Regions from separate parts of the Homo sapiens genome. Here regions 2 and 3 are each linked to region 1. Evidence: read pairs that join two places in POLR2A ChIA-PET (ENCODE). Cell type or tissue: A673. All regions are shown on one strand.

Region 1 (5,000 bases):
TAAGTCAGGTATTTTTCCCCAATATGCCAGCTAAGGTTTTATTTTTACAGAAGTGACCCATGCTCACTTATATGATTGAGGGATTACCAAATCCCAAATCCTGTCAGTCTAAGTATGTTTCATCTCCAGATGAATATATCTACCACAGACTCCGTGCCTCACTGTAAAAATCTGACATAGAAAATGTATGTATATTAGAAATAGAAAAGAAAGAAAAACTCCTTAATAGCCTGTCCATGTTCTGTTAGCTAAAAAGGATTTTTATATACTCATAAAAATATTTTAATTGATTATGGATCACAGATTTTCACTGTGGAGATATACAGGTATGATAGCATTATCAATTATCATCAGCTAATGAACATGGCAGCTATTTGTAAATATTATATGTTTTTTTCTCATTTTCAAAATCGAACTTCAGTTGATAGTATTCAATGAGTTATCCAAAAGGTCTCTATATTTCATGAATGAAGTCCAGGATATTCTCACAATGGAATATCAAAATAAGAGTCAAACATCTGTCCAAAATCACTCGGGTTGGAAAAAAAATGTAAAATGAACCTGTCATAGGGGACACTGAATAAAAATTTTACATTCTAAATATTCAAGAACTAGTCGTAAGAGGTGACTTTAGTAGTTCACAACCACAAAATATGCTTGCTACTCTTGATCAGGGATGGTCAATAGCATTTGTACGGTAGATTGGCGCTGGCCCTCTGGAGGGTGGGTGGGATGAACTGTTGAGGCTAAGTGTGACCTAGAGTAGGATTTTCCTTCAATGTCTGTTATGGGTATGGAAGTAGGAAACAGTGGAATGAACATATAATAGCCATGGCGACTCTGAATTACTTCTAATTATTGAAATGGTAAAGTTCTAGAAAAGGGCCTCAATAACTTTTCTTTAGCTAAATAGAGTACTTGTGAATTTACTTATGTACATAAACCATGTTATATTTTTGATATTGTGTAAGGCACACAATTTATGTATTTGCTACACTTAGATGGTCACATGAATTGTAAGGATTGAAGACAAAATCTTATTTTAAATTTTAATGCAGGACTCCCACATTCCTTCCCCAAACACATCACAGTGATTAGGAATTTATGTCTTATCATGAGGCAAGGTTTCAAGGGGACACTTCCTTTTTTATAGGCAAATTTTATGCTAGATGACTAATGCCAAAGAAACTTGCCCTGACCTTTCAGGCTGTAACTAACTAAGGCAAATTAATAAAAGTTATGCCTGTAAAAAGGTAAGGCAACATAACAGTAACGCTCTGGAAATGCAGCCAGAAGGTCTAAAGTAAAGCACAAGAGAAAAAGTAGAGAAGAGAATTCAGACTGTAGGAGCAGCAACAGCTACGGAAATATCTTTGATCAAAAATGACTTGGCAGAAGAGTTTTACTCCAATAAAATTTTCACTGAAGCCAGTGCCTCAGGCCTTAGTTGCAGCTTCGGTAGGAATTAAGAAAAGTAGATGAAGCAGGTGGAAACTCAGTGAGGAAGCAGGAAGAGGCAATCTTCTGATCTGTCCTACATAATTCTGCAAACAAAAGCAATCTTTACCTGGAAACGAGTTGAAATACGGAGCCTATCTCTGGGGCTGATTTTGGAGACTATGTTATACTGTATATACACACATAACCACGCAGGCATCCACCTCCATATACACTGCAGAAACCTTCCACTTAAAACGTACTTCCCTATGATGGTGAAGTTGTTGGAGTTTCAATTACGCGGTAAACTTAAAACAGTTATTCTCTAAAAGGCTTGTGCTCACATAAGCGTACAATATGTATTTAAAAAGTGCAGTTTGTAACCTCGTTGTTGAATTAGCAAGCGGGTTCCGTATTTAAATTGTTCATTTCATTCTAGAACAATAATAACGCTAAGTAATAAAGATTCTGTGAAACATTTTAATTCATCGGATGTGTTGCTTTATCTTAGGCTGCTACTGAGTTTCAATTAAGAGTGTATGGAAAAACAAATAAACTATCAGACTGTCTCTTTTTTTTTTTTTTTTTTTTTTGTATTTTTAAAAACTAAGATTTTTCGGCTAACTACTAAGCTAGTTATTAAAAAGCCACAGCCATCCTGGGCTCCTTGCAAGAACAATGCGGCAAATGATCGAGGTGGTGCCGGCCAGGCTGATGACTTTATATGCTGCGTCCCGGCTCGGTGACCCACAAATCTCCTTTGATATGCCAGGCAGGAGAAAGAGCTTGAAAGGATCAGGAGGAGAAGGGCCCGATGAAGCCATCATGTGACAAGAATCCTAAGACTGCCGCGGAAAGAAAAAAAAAAAAAAAAAGCGAGAGCCCGAGAGCCGGGCAGCAGCGCGGGGAGGCGGGCGGCGCGGGCGCGGCTGATAGAGACGTCGGAGCCGCCCGAGTGACCCGCTAGCGGCTCAGCCGGGGCGCCCAGACCACCGAGGACGCGGGCCGGCGCGGGCCAGGCGGAGCCCGGGAAGCAGTCTTCGCTAAATTAAAGAAATCTCCATGGAAATTAGCATGAAACATTTTCTAATCTCCCGCTTTTCACTGCCGACAAGGGTCACTGGTTTAGCTTCCCTCTTATTTTATTATTCCCCAGCCACTTCCCCGGCGTCTTTATACCCTTCCATCCTGCCACGAGTTTTCAGCCCATCTATGTTGTGTCTTGCTGGGATTCTTAACCCTTTTAGGCTATCTTTTCTGAAAAAAAAAAAAAAAAAAAAAAAAAAAAGATAGGACAGTATTATTATTGCTGTTGCTGCTGTTACTGTTATTATCACCACATCCAGCATGAACACGCTAGCTCTTCCAACACAATTACGCGCATGGGAAGCCTTGGAGAGCATCGCTCTTTCTAACCTCTGGGCAGTGCAGTCACTACCTTGCACCGAGTCACTCCCAAACCCAGCTGCGAGATGGGCAGGTGAAGCAGCTGTCCCCTTCCTTAACCGTGGCCTTACAGTTTTCGGGCTGCTCCTCTCTGTCGCCTTAATTGTCTGACAGAATGAAGTGCCACCAAATTCGGCTTCTCCTAAGGTGCGGTGCACCAGGCAGCTCCCACCTGGGCATGGAGGGGGCACAGCTCCAAGCAGAGTGTGTGTGTGGTGTGTGTATGTGTGTGCACACACTCATGCTTACCTGAACTTTGGCATGTCACCTAACCTCTTTGAGCCACTTTAAGTCATTAGGAAAATGGGAATATTATACCCTTATAAGGCGGTGGAAAGCATTATGCGATGTGGTGGAAGTGAAGCTTTCTACATATTAATAGATACCCAGAAAAAGATTATTAGTATTAAAAGTAAGAACTACACACGCTGCAACAATTTTAAAAATTGATGACAAATCTTAAGATGTGAAAATTACATATTTAGGTCTCTTATTCATTAAACATCTCCAGCTGGAGCCTTTGAGAGTCAGGACTCTAAGTCCATCAAACCAATCATAAAAGGAAAAAGTATTAATAACGTGTATTGAGTGCTCACATACGCTAGATAGCTTTAGGGACACTGTCTTATTTAATCCCTAGGGCATCTCAACTTTAGTGGGTTCTTTGAAGTCAGAGGCTGTGCTGGTTTTTATTCATCTAGGTATTGCCAGTCCGTGAAATAGTTCCTAACACAGAGTAGAAGCCTCTTGTTACTATCAAAGGCCTCTGTGTTCGATATTCTGCACTCAGAACCATACATATCCTATTTAATCATCTCAAGAATTCTGTGAGTTAAGAATTGCCGCATTTTGTAGCAGGGAAAACCATAGGGAAAGTAAAGGAGCTTGCTGCAAATCACACCTTCAGTAGTCAATGGCGATGAAACTTGAGGACCTGATTCAATTCGCCAAACGATCTCCATTCACTGAAAGAGAAAACGGAAGCAAAGAGAGGTGAAGTAACTTTCCCGGACTCACACAGTGAATACATTGGCAGATCCAAGCTCTAGATCAGGTTTACCCAGTCCTGGTGTCTATGTCGTCCTTCTCCACGGCAGCTCAGGAAGGCAACAGGTTCTCATTTTAAAAGTTGTCATCTAATTTCAGGCTTAAATTCCACACTTTGTATGAGCAGATCTAGCCTTAGTAATCTTTATTAGTTTGTGCAAAAGTGTATATAATATAGTCTTTGCCATTTTTATGTGTGTGGAAATTTAGAGATCTCTTTGAACCTTTGCAAGTGACTCAACATCACATTCCCAGACAGCACAGGCTGTGTTGGAAACAATAGTTCAAAAATAAAATCTGTTTTCTTCAACAATTTTCAGACAAGGCCAAATGAGAACCATTTCTAGAATAATTTGTTTATCTGCTTTTATCCTATTGTGAAAATGTTAATTTTTTTGGTATGGAACATTAATTCCATAAATACTGATTTTACATGTAAATAAAATTCTATTTTAGATTCATAGAGAAATTTATAATTTAAATAATGTTGCGAATTATTTTATAAAAATGGACATTTTGAGACAAAATACATCTGTTTTAAACCTTGGTTTAGTATCTCCAATTTCCTTTGTGTGTGTGTGTGCATTTATATGTGCATATGTATTAGTGTGTGTGTACATATGTCTTTGATTACTGAAAATTGACAGAATGATGACAACAGTCTGTAACAGGAGGAAAGTCAGTAAGTTCGGTTATTTCCTATCTATTGCAAATAAGAAATAAAATCAGTGTACTTTATACTGCTGCTGGTTGTGTAACAAGGTTTTTAACACATATCCATTTCTTTCAGCCAAACGCCCAAACGAGGTTTCCCAAACTGATAACATTAAAGAAACTGTGTCCTACTGATACTTGGTCTATAGTTAGGAAGCTTCCCCAAAGTCCTAAGGCACACTTTGGAATATTAACCCCTGTTGATGTAAAGTACCAGGATCTTGAGTTCACAAGGTAGGCTCAATCCACATCCTCTTTATCTGCTACTGTTGTCTCCGATTTCAAGGCACCTTTATCCCGAGTCTCTCCTCTGAGTGTTGCTCTCAACCCCACCAATGAAACGCATGGTTTACCCA
Region 2 (5,000 bases), 89 kb before region 1:
TTTATAAGTCTAGCTGAGGTTAATGTTGTTAATTTTTTTTTAAAAAGGATGTTTTGATTTTATTTATTTCCTTTTTAAATTAAGTTTTATTCTAATTCTTATTATTCCCTTCCTCTGACTGCTTTGGGCATATTTTTCTAGTCTTAAAATGTTAAGTTTACTGATTAGTGTTTTCATTTTCTATTGCTGTTGTAACAAATTAATACAAATTTATGAACTTAATACAAATTTTTTATCTTACAGTTCTGTTGTTTCAAGTCAAGCATATGTCTAAGCATATGTCAAGATGTCAGTGGGGCTGGGTTCTTTTCTGGAGACTCTGGAGGAGAATCTATTTCCTTGTCTTTTCCAGTTGCTAGAGGCTTCCCGCATTCCCTGGTGCATAAGCCCTTCCCTTGACCTTTAAAACCAAGAATGTAGCATCTTCAATTCTCACTCTGACTCTCCAGTTCTCTCTTCTGATTCTCTCTTCCACGTTTAGAGATTCGTGTGATTCCATTGGATCTATCTGAATAATCCACAATAATCCTCCTACTTTACGGTCAGCTCATTAGTAAATCTAATTCCATACGCACACTTAATTCCCTTTTGTCATGTAAGAGGTAATACACAGGTTCCAGAGATTAGAGATCTTTGGGGAGAAGCCATATTTGCCCACTATTCTTTGAAACATTTCTTCTTTTAAAATAAAGGTGTTTACAGCTATATATTTTTCTATAAGCACTGCTTCAGCTATATCCTGTAAGTTTTGGTATGCTGTGTTCTTCTTTTCCTTTATCTTCAAATAGTTTCTGCTTTCTCTTCTTTGAACCCACTGGTATTTTAAGGGCTTGAATTTCCACATATCTGTAAATTTCTCAAACTTCCTTTGTAATTGATTTCTAATATTATTCCATTGTGGTTAAAAACATGCTTAATATGAATTTAATCCTTTCATTTTTTTTAGGCTAATCTTATGACCCAGGTCCTGGTGATAGTGAACGTTTCACCTACACTAGCTATGTACTCTGCTATTGTGGAATGCAATGTCTTAGAGGTGTATGTTATTTCTATGCATTTCTAGTGTTGTTCAACTTCTTTATTGCCACGTTAGTCTCCTTTTTGGTTATTCCTTCCGTGGTTAATAGTGGAGTATTGAAGTCTATAACCATTATTTCTGAGTTCCCTATCTTCTCGTCAATTTTGAGAGTTTTACATTACATATTTGGGAATTCAGTTGTTAATTTATAATTTTTATATATTTCTGATACCTAAAACTTTTATTCTTTATCTCTAATGATATTTTCTGTCTTCTTCTTCATATCAAGTTCATTTTTGTCCAATATCAGCATAGCCATTCCAGCTTGTTTATAGTTACTGTTTTCATGATAATATATTTCTGCATTCTTTACATCCAACATATTTGTATCTTTCAATAGAATTTGGAACTCTTGAAGAAAGTACATACTTGGGTATTTTTATTTGTTTTAAATAAATTTTAGCAATTGCTACCTTTTGATTTATTTGTATAAATCATTCATTTTAATGCCATTCTTAATATGGTGTGATTTGTCTGTTATTTTGCTTTTCTAGGTCTATATGCCTCATTTTTTGTTCTTGCTCATTTATCTCTGCTTTTTGCCTGTTTTTTCTTAAATGAGTATTTTCTAATGTGTCATTTTAATTCATATAAAGCTTTTCTTTTCAAAATTTTTAAGATTTCCTTAGTGATTTCTCTAGAACTTACAATATACATACCAGAATCTATTCCAAATACTAATTTTCAGTGAGATACAGAAACTTTATTCCTACATATCTGTATTCTCACTTACCCTTTTGTCATTATTTTGTACATTTTGTTTCTATACGTATAATTAATCCAACAATTACATTGTTCTAGTTATTACTTTTGATAAGTTATATCTTTTAAAGATGTTGAGAGAAGAAAGGAGAATGTATATTTAGGTTTGTCTTAACTATGATCTCATTTTTTTCTTTCAGGTTCTTATCCTTTCTTCCTGTGAATTTGACTTATTATCTGATGTCCTTGTGTTTCTCCAATACAGGTTTATTCCCACTCAACTTCTTTGTGCCATTATTGTAAAATATATTTCTGTATGTTATAAGATCAAAAATACTATATATATATATAGTATATATATTGGTCAGAGTTCTCTAGAGAGACAGAACTAGTAGGATATATGTATATGTGAAGGGAGTTTATTAAGGAGAATTGACTCACACAATCACAAGGTAAAATCCTATGGTAGGTTGTCTGCAAGTTGAGGAGCAAAGAAGCCAGTGTTGGCTCAGTCTGAGTCCCAAAACCTCAAAAATGTGGAAGCTGATGGTGCAGTCTGTGGCCAGAGGCCTGAGAGCACATGGTAAACCACTGGTATAAGTCCAAGAGTTCAAAAGCTGAAGAACTTGGAGGCTGATGTTCGAGGGCAGGAAGCATCCAGCACAGGAGAAAGATAAAGGCCAGAAGACTCAGAAATCTGCTCTTTCCAAGTTTTCTGCTTGCTTTATTCCAGCCCCACTGGCAGCTGATTAGATGGTGCTCACCCAGATTGAGGGTGGGTCGGCTTCTCCCAGCCCACTGACTCAAATGTTAGTCTCCTTTGGCAACACCCTCACAGACACACCCAGGAACAATACTTGGCATTCTTCAATCCAATCAAGTTGGCACTCAATATTAACAATCACAGTGTACTCTCTCTCTCTCTCTCTCTCTCTCTCTCTGTATAGTTTGATGGCTTTTAAATCAGCTAATCAGTTATGAGGATAAAATAGAATAAATATGTAGTTAACATGTCTTTATAAAATACCCACATATCTTTGCTGGTTCTTTTTTGTCTAAAATATGTATTCAGATTGCTGTCTAGTGTCACTTGCTTTCAGTGTGACTGCCTTAGTATATCTTGTTAGTTGGGTCTGCTATCAATTCTCTCAGTTTTTGCTTATCTGTGGCTATTGTTTTTCAATAGCATTTTTTAAAGATGACTTGCTAGGTAGAAGATTTTTCTATTAAGTTTCGTTTTTCTTTCTGCTCTTTGAACATGTCATCCCACTACCTTCTAACCTTTGTTATTCTTGATCGGAAGTCATTCTTTAACCTTCTGGGACCTCTTTGTATGTGATGAGTCATGTCTCTTGCTGCTTTATACATTTCCTCTTGTCTTTTTCATTTTACTTCCTGACTACGATGTGTCTGGGATCTCTTACATTTATTCTACTTGGAGTTTGTGGAGCTTGGATATGTAGATTTATATTTTAGATACTTACTCAAGAAAAGAAAATGGTACCATGTATCCACAAAAAGATTTGTACAATAATATTGGTGGCAGCTTTATTTATAATAGCTCCAAAATAGAAACTGTTTAAATGTTTATCAGCAGAATTGATTAAATCATTATATTCTTATGATAAGATACTATTAAGCTATAAACTAAATAACTAATGAATGAATCTTGAAAGCATGATGCTGATCAAAAAATCCAGACAAAAAAGCATACAAACTGTATGGTTTTATTACATATAGGCATAGCTACTCATCTCTATGACACCAGTACTTATATGTGACAAATATAATAGCTTATATCCATATGATATATAGAACTTCTACAACTTGATCACTAAAACACCTAACCTGATTTTTACAAATAACGCTTTATACACTCCATAAAGGAAATGGTGTCATAGTGAAAGAAATAAGAGATAAATGACTGTGTTTTGAGGAAGGCATGAGGAAGCTATCTGGAGCGATGTAAGCGTGTGCTACAGGGCTGTGGGTTGTATGGGAGTGAACATTTGTCAAGAACGATCCTCTACACACTTCAGAACTCTTCATTCCACTCTATTTAACTGATACCTCAATTTAAAATTAAACACATCGGTACCATTATTATGCCCTGTTGCCAAAAAAAAAAAAAAAAAAAATCTAGCTACAGCCTAGACTTAGAAAAACCAAGATAGTAAAATATTATTATTTTATATGCCTATTCGATTCATGTAAAATCCATCATAATGATGGACTGATCCTGATGAACTATTGGAGCTTCCCACTTTCGCTTTATAAAGCCACAAGTACCTCTCGATGACAAAAAAAAACCTTATAATGTGTAACATCATCCTATAAATTCAAAATCTTTTTACTATTTTCCGTCTCCATTAATGTCAAATTGGACTGAAACTCTTCAGGAAATATATACTATGAGTGTAGGAACACTGAAGGAATTAATTATGATTGATTTCATTAATTATCTGTGTCTAATGCCTTTACAGTAATGGGATGCTTAAAACACTGAGTCAGGAGTAAATGGCACACCTAGTGATTACATGAATTCATTCCACAATGCATTGTTCCTCCTTCAAGTACAAAATGAGTTTTTAATGCCATTCATGTTTTAATTAAACATTTGTTTTGAGATTATGATAGGTTCACATATAGTTGTAAAAGATATTACAGAGACATCCTGTGTGCCCTTTAACCAGTTTCCCCCAGTGGTAACATCTTGCAAAACTATATGATATGGTTTGGTTGTGTCCCCACTGTAGTTCCCATAATCCCCAAATGTCATGGGAGGGACCTGGCGGGAGGTAATGGAATCCTGGGGGCAGTTGCCCCCATGTTGCTGTGCTTATGATAGTGAGTGAGTTCTCACAAGATCTGATGGTTTCATAAGGGGCTCTCCCCTCCGTTTGCTTTGCTCTTCTCCTTGCTGCCACCATGTGAAGAGGAACATGTTTGCTTCCCCTTCCATCATTAATTGTAAGTTTCCTGAGGCCTCCCAAGCCCTGCAGAACTGTGAGTCAATTAAACCTCTTTCCTTTATAAATTACCTAGTCTCAGATATGTCTTTATTAGCAGTGTGAGAATGGACTAATACACTATATTATAATATCACAACCAGACACTGATACAGTAAAGGTACAGAACATTTAATCACCACAAAGGTCCCTAAGGTTCCCCTTTTATAGCCATACCCCTTTTCGTCCTGCTCTCACCCTCTCCTTAACCT
Region 3 (5,000 bases), 140 kb before region 1:
CCTCTCATCTCTATACATTATAAATGTTACATGTATTTTGCAACCTCACATTGCTATGGGGCTGTCATTCTGAGCTGTTCCAGGGAGTAAAACCAATTCTTTCCCCTCTCCCCTGAAGACAGTCAACTATCTGACAAGCTGGTTTCTTTCCTTGCCTATATATAACAGCTTAAAGCATCAGAATATTTCAGCTCCACTTTTTAATTATATAGCTTAGCAAGCCAACATAATCAGGAGCTGTACTTAAATATTCAACCTGAAATGGACTGAGTATTAAATTAAAGTAAGCTACTAACTAAAGTAACTTTACTTGATATATCTGCCATAAGAAGTGACAATTCATCTAATTAGTTTGCAACACACGAGTCGTTCTGAATTATTTCCCTCTGCTGTGGATTTTTTCATAGTAATGGTGCATGTAGCATCCACTGATACACATGGTTTCTATGAAAGGATAACTTCTACCAGCCAACATTTTAACAAGTATTTTTTTTCTGTTCCTAATGATATGCATAAAGTATTGTATTGAGTCTGTGGATGACCCAGTACATCAAAATGATATATTTGGGGACATGATGACATACCTCGAATACCTAACACCACGCAGCAGTTAGTCATCAGTGACCTCTGAGTTCCATAAGACAGGCTTCAAGAAAGGTGCAATTAAGGTTGTGCAGCCCCACCCTTTCCTATCATTCTTAAAAATATATCAGCATGCCAGTGAGAGAATAAGATGATTAAGGATAACCTTGAGTCCACCCCAATTATCATTTTAGAAAAGCAAATCATTGGCAAATTTTGGAAGTTCAGCTGTTTTTGGCAGCAAATGTTTATATGATCACACTGATTATAATCCAAGCAATTGTACTGCAGTGCTTTGTTGTGACTCATTGGATTGGACCAGTTTCCAAAGGTTTCCAAAGGGGCTGAGATTGATACCAGACCTTGAAGGGTGAGAGGATAGAGGAACAAAGAAAGACTGAGAGTTCTGTGTGTCTGGGGTTAGGACAAGCGAACAATATGGGGAGAGTCTCAAGGCTACAGCAGAGCATAGTGGAATTTAGGACTAAGTGCAGCACATATAGATTATAAGATGAAGTCCTAGGAGGAGTCTTTTTTTTTTTTTGAGATGGAGTCTCACTCTGTCACCCAGGCTGGAGTGCGGCATGATCTCGGCTCACTGCAGCCTCCTCCTACCTCCCGGGTTCAAGCAATTCTCCTGCCTCAGCCTCCTGAATAGCTGGGATTACAGGCACCCGCCACCATGCCCGGCTAATTTTTGTATTTTTAGTAGAGATGGGGTTCACCATGTTGGCCAGGCTGGTCTCGAACTCCTGACCTCAGGTGATCTGCGTGCCTCTGCCTCCCGAAGTGCTGGGATGACAGGCGTGAGCCACCTAAACGGATGTGTTTAAAGCAAACTGAATGCAGACTGAAGTACTTGGCTTTCCTTCTTTAGGCAAAGTAGTGGGTTTCCATCTAAACTTTTCTGTTGTTAATGCTGTCATGTAACGACATCTTTTAAAATGCATTTCAGTTGGCTTTATTTGGAAGAGCTGCAGAAAGTAGGAGGGAAAAGGAGGAAAGTCATGTATGGTAAGGATTCAGACTATATCAATGAGTTTGCTTAGCAGGCAACAACAACAACAAAAAAATAAAAATTGGAAAAATGAGATTGCTGAGCCTTGGTGTTATTTACTGCTTAATGGAATGTTGGCTGAAAACAGTAAAATAAATACTTCATTTTACCCAGCATCACTTAAAAAGTAAATAAGGCACAGAGCCCTTCTAAGACAATTGCTGTGGCAGTATGGGGTAGATATAATGGGCTTCAAGCAGCATAAAGTTTAAGCTAATATGCTTGGGCTTAGGAGTTTATATCTTCCTCTCCCCTGAAACAGTCCCCTATATGATTCCCATGGGTAAAATCATCTCGGTGGGTTTCGCAAACCAGTGTAAATAAGTGCAGGTTCGCCTTAAAGCTCCGGCTACATATTAAAGCCAAATCAACACCCTTTGCTAATAGAGATGTTCAAAAAAGATAAAACACCTCAAAGCCCGCGCGCTGAGTTGGTGCTGCTATTTCATGTCAAGGCAATTACAGTGATGGTATTAGGAAGATCAGGTCGGGAGCGGTGTTGTCATACCGGGGAAAGGAAAGCACGCCTTTAAGCAATCATGTAGAGCATGCAGGACATCTTAAAGCTGGGGAAGGAACAAAGCTTCGCGCTGTCGGAATATTGATCTGCTCCAGAAGGTGCAGGGAGCTGCACTACGGTGATTGCCTTCCCCGCTGGGTTTAGAGAGGTCTGAAAGAATACAGTATTGATCTGGCCCCGTTCCCAAGAAGTAACTTAAAGATAAGCCCTAACTGGAGGCCACCAACCTTGAGAACAAACTGTTGCAAAGAAGCCCCGTTTGCCACACAGTCAACATCAGAGCTAATGCTGTGTGGGTGATGATTAGAATATACTTAAGCCGGGCCCAGGACAAGCTGACCGTGTGCTTTCTTCCCCACCTAAATCACACGTGTCTCCCAATTCTGAAACAGGTAAAACAATGGCCTGGGTGGAAAGGAGGGCAAGGCACAGTGGGAGTTCCATGTGTGAAGCTGTTTTATGTCAAGGAAGAAAGATGGGAGTTTCTGAAGTTTTGTTTGTTTGAAACCACTCACAGCCTGATTTACTTCATGTTTTCAATGGGAATAATACTGCCAATTTCACAGATCATGGTCTGGATTCAAGGCGATAAATAAACCTACTCAGAAAATGGCATCTCTGGCCAGGCGCAGTGGCTTACACTTGGTAATCCCGGCACTTTGGGAGGCCAAGGCGGATGGATCACTTGAGGTCAGGAGTTCGAGACCAGTCTGGGCAACATGGCAAAACCACGTCTCTACTAAAATACAAAGCAAAAAAAACAACAACATACACACACACACACACACACACACACACACACACACACACACACAACACCTGGCACGTCTTAACAATCAGGGTATTGTTTGGAAGGCAATGAGGAATCCTTTATCATCTACTGTCTGCTTCGTCTCAGAAAGACTCTCTTCCAGCTACTAAAATTCTATTAATAAAAGAGAACATTTTTCAGAGAAAGGAAAACTTTCAACATTTCTGCTTCCAGAGCTGTGTGTAGAACTCATTTGCCAGTGAGTCTGTGTTTGTTACCAAACCTCAAGTTCAAACTTGGAAATAAAAATACACTGTCCTGAAAATTCTTCACTGACATGCCACTCAGCTGCTCATGGTTTCCTGGTGGAAATTACTGTAACCACAGGATTTCACATGGTTTCAACCTCTAGCCACAAGTTAAAATTAGCCAGATGTTACTGAGAAGTTAGGGAACTAGGCTGTTTATATTTGGATCTGGTTATACTGAGTGTGTAAGCAGATCCAAATACGAAAATTCATTTGCAATGAGATTTTAGGGTACAGCAACTTGATTTTCATCACGTTAAGAATATTCCATTTGCTAAGAAAGATGGCTCCAAGATCATTACTCCTTTGGGAAACAAAGCCCAATAATTCTGCCATGGTCCTGTAAATCCTCACCCTGTGAAGGACAACACTTTCACTCTGATATACGTTGTGTGTAAAATGGGGTACATCCCTACAACCCTGGTACCAGGGATTTTACAAGTCACATACACAAAAAAGACCTGGTGTCCTGGGTGTTTTGTCTTTCTAAAGCATCAGTTCATCGTAGCTATGAGGTAACAGTTTCATCAATTTCTGAATTGAGTGTATTGTGTAAGCAACTACTTCTGCTAGACTGTTTAGACAAAACTGGATTTTGTAATTTTGTTACATTTGGATCAGTTCAAAAATTAAAGGTAGACACGTTACTAGTTCCACCTGTCTGATTACTTTCTCCAACAGTGAAGGGAACGAGAGCAAAGCCACCTGCATATCTTCGGCAGTTAAAGATCAGAATCATAACAACAATAACATCTCACAATTTTCCAAGTGCTCCTTCGGCTCTGTCTTTTTCCTCCCACCTGAGGCCCCCAGGGTGGGTGTAGACATTCATCTCTGCTTCATTTGATCCACCTCTGCTTGGCCACTGCTGGACTTTTTCTCAGGCAAAGGAGAACCCCCAGGAGAGTGGATAAACTGGACCAAGGAGCTGCAGAGGTAGTTTGATTTCACCACAATCATTTCATCTGTCTTAGCAAAACCCCCTTGGGCTTGCCCTGTAGTACACAAACTTGGCTTTGTTCACGCAGCTCAAATAGAACACTTCTCCTTCAAAATTTAACTCAGCTCTCGGAAACACTGAAAGGAAATGTGGCCTATAATTATCCAACGTGAGATGCAAGGATTGAATGCTTTGTCCAAGGTAAATACTTAATCTTTTAAAGTTTCTAGGAGGTATCTTTGAAGCTGCGATAGAATTTGTAAAGCCAAATAAAAATATATACTAAATATGCATCTGCCATGAGGAAAAGGAAGTTTATTAAAAGCATTAGCACTTAGCTCTATTGGAAGCACACCATTAGTCCTACACCTCTTGTATACTACCATGGAAAAGGCATTAAGACAATCGATTTTCTGAAATTTATCCATATTGAAAAGTCGTTTTCATTGTCTTCTTTTCAGGAGGACACGATTTTCAAAACTCACATGTTTCATGACCAAGTTTCACAATCTACAAAGGTAGAAATGCACAACTTACAAACTCCCTACACATAAAAAAAGTGCCAAACATGTTGTAAATAGAAGCCCCCTCGTGCAGCAAACACGCTGCCTCCCTGACATCCCATGTATGTGAGCACAATAATTACCCATGTGATAAGAGCATCAAGGTCCTTTGTTATATCTTTCAGCCCTCCTTTTTTCTTCCTTCCCTAGCTTTGCTGTTCTAAGAGAAGTCAAGGTGAAGGGTTTAGTGCCTCTGAAGCTGGGGCAAGAAAACAATCGGCTTCTCCAACGGTCAGTAAAGAATACAAGGGCACAGTTAAAACAGAGCCACTGAAGTGA

Evidence for each region. Peaks named below come from ENCODE experiments on the same cell type or tissue, not always from the same donor. Only the 100,000 strongest peaks of a DNase experiment are listed, where the experiment ranks them.
Region 2: POLR2A ChIA-PET joins it to region 1 with 5 read pairs; 2 of 35 experiments call an interaction of 5 or more read pairs at or near these places.
Region 3: POLR2A ChIA-PET joins it to region 1 with 10 read pairs; 1 of 35 experiments calls an interaction of 5 or more read pairs at or near these places.

Annotation. Positions count from the first base shown.
Region 1 is chr15:96,945,372-96,950,371 of GRCh38, reverse strand. No RefSeq gene overlaps it. Among named protein-coding and RNA genes, the nearest start is that of SPATA8, 160 kb to the right of the region's middle. In A673, no CTCF peak of the experiment used is centred here; DNase peaks (open chromatin) are centred at 2,311 and 2,571; H3K4me3 peaks cover 1,112 bases; H3K27ac peaks cover 549 bases.
Region 2 is chr15:97,034,605-97,039,604 of GRCh38, reverse strand. No RefSeq gene overlaps it. Among named protein-coding and RNA genes, the nearest start is that of LINC02253, 200 kb to the left of the region's middle. In A673, no CTCF peak of the experiment used is centred here; a DNase peak (open chromatin) is centred at 3,114.
Region 3 is chr15:97,083,140-97,088,139 of GRCh38, reverse strand. It overlaps LOC105371004 (a long non-coding RNA gene), which reads left to right. Exons shown (of 5, transcript XR_932683.2): 2 at 4,872-5,000. Among named protein-coding and RNA genes, the nearest start is that of LINC02253, 150 kb to the left of the region's middle. In A673, no CTCF peak of the experiment used is centred here; DNase peaks (open chromatin) are centred at 2,039 and 3,279; H3K27ac peaks cover 5,000 bases.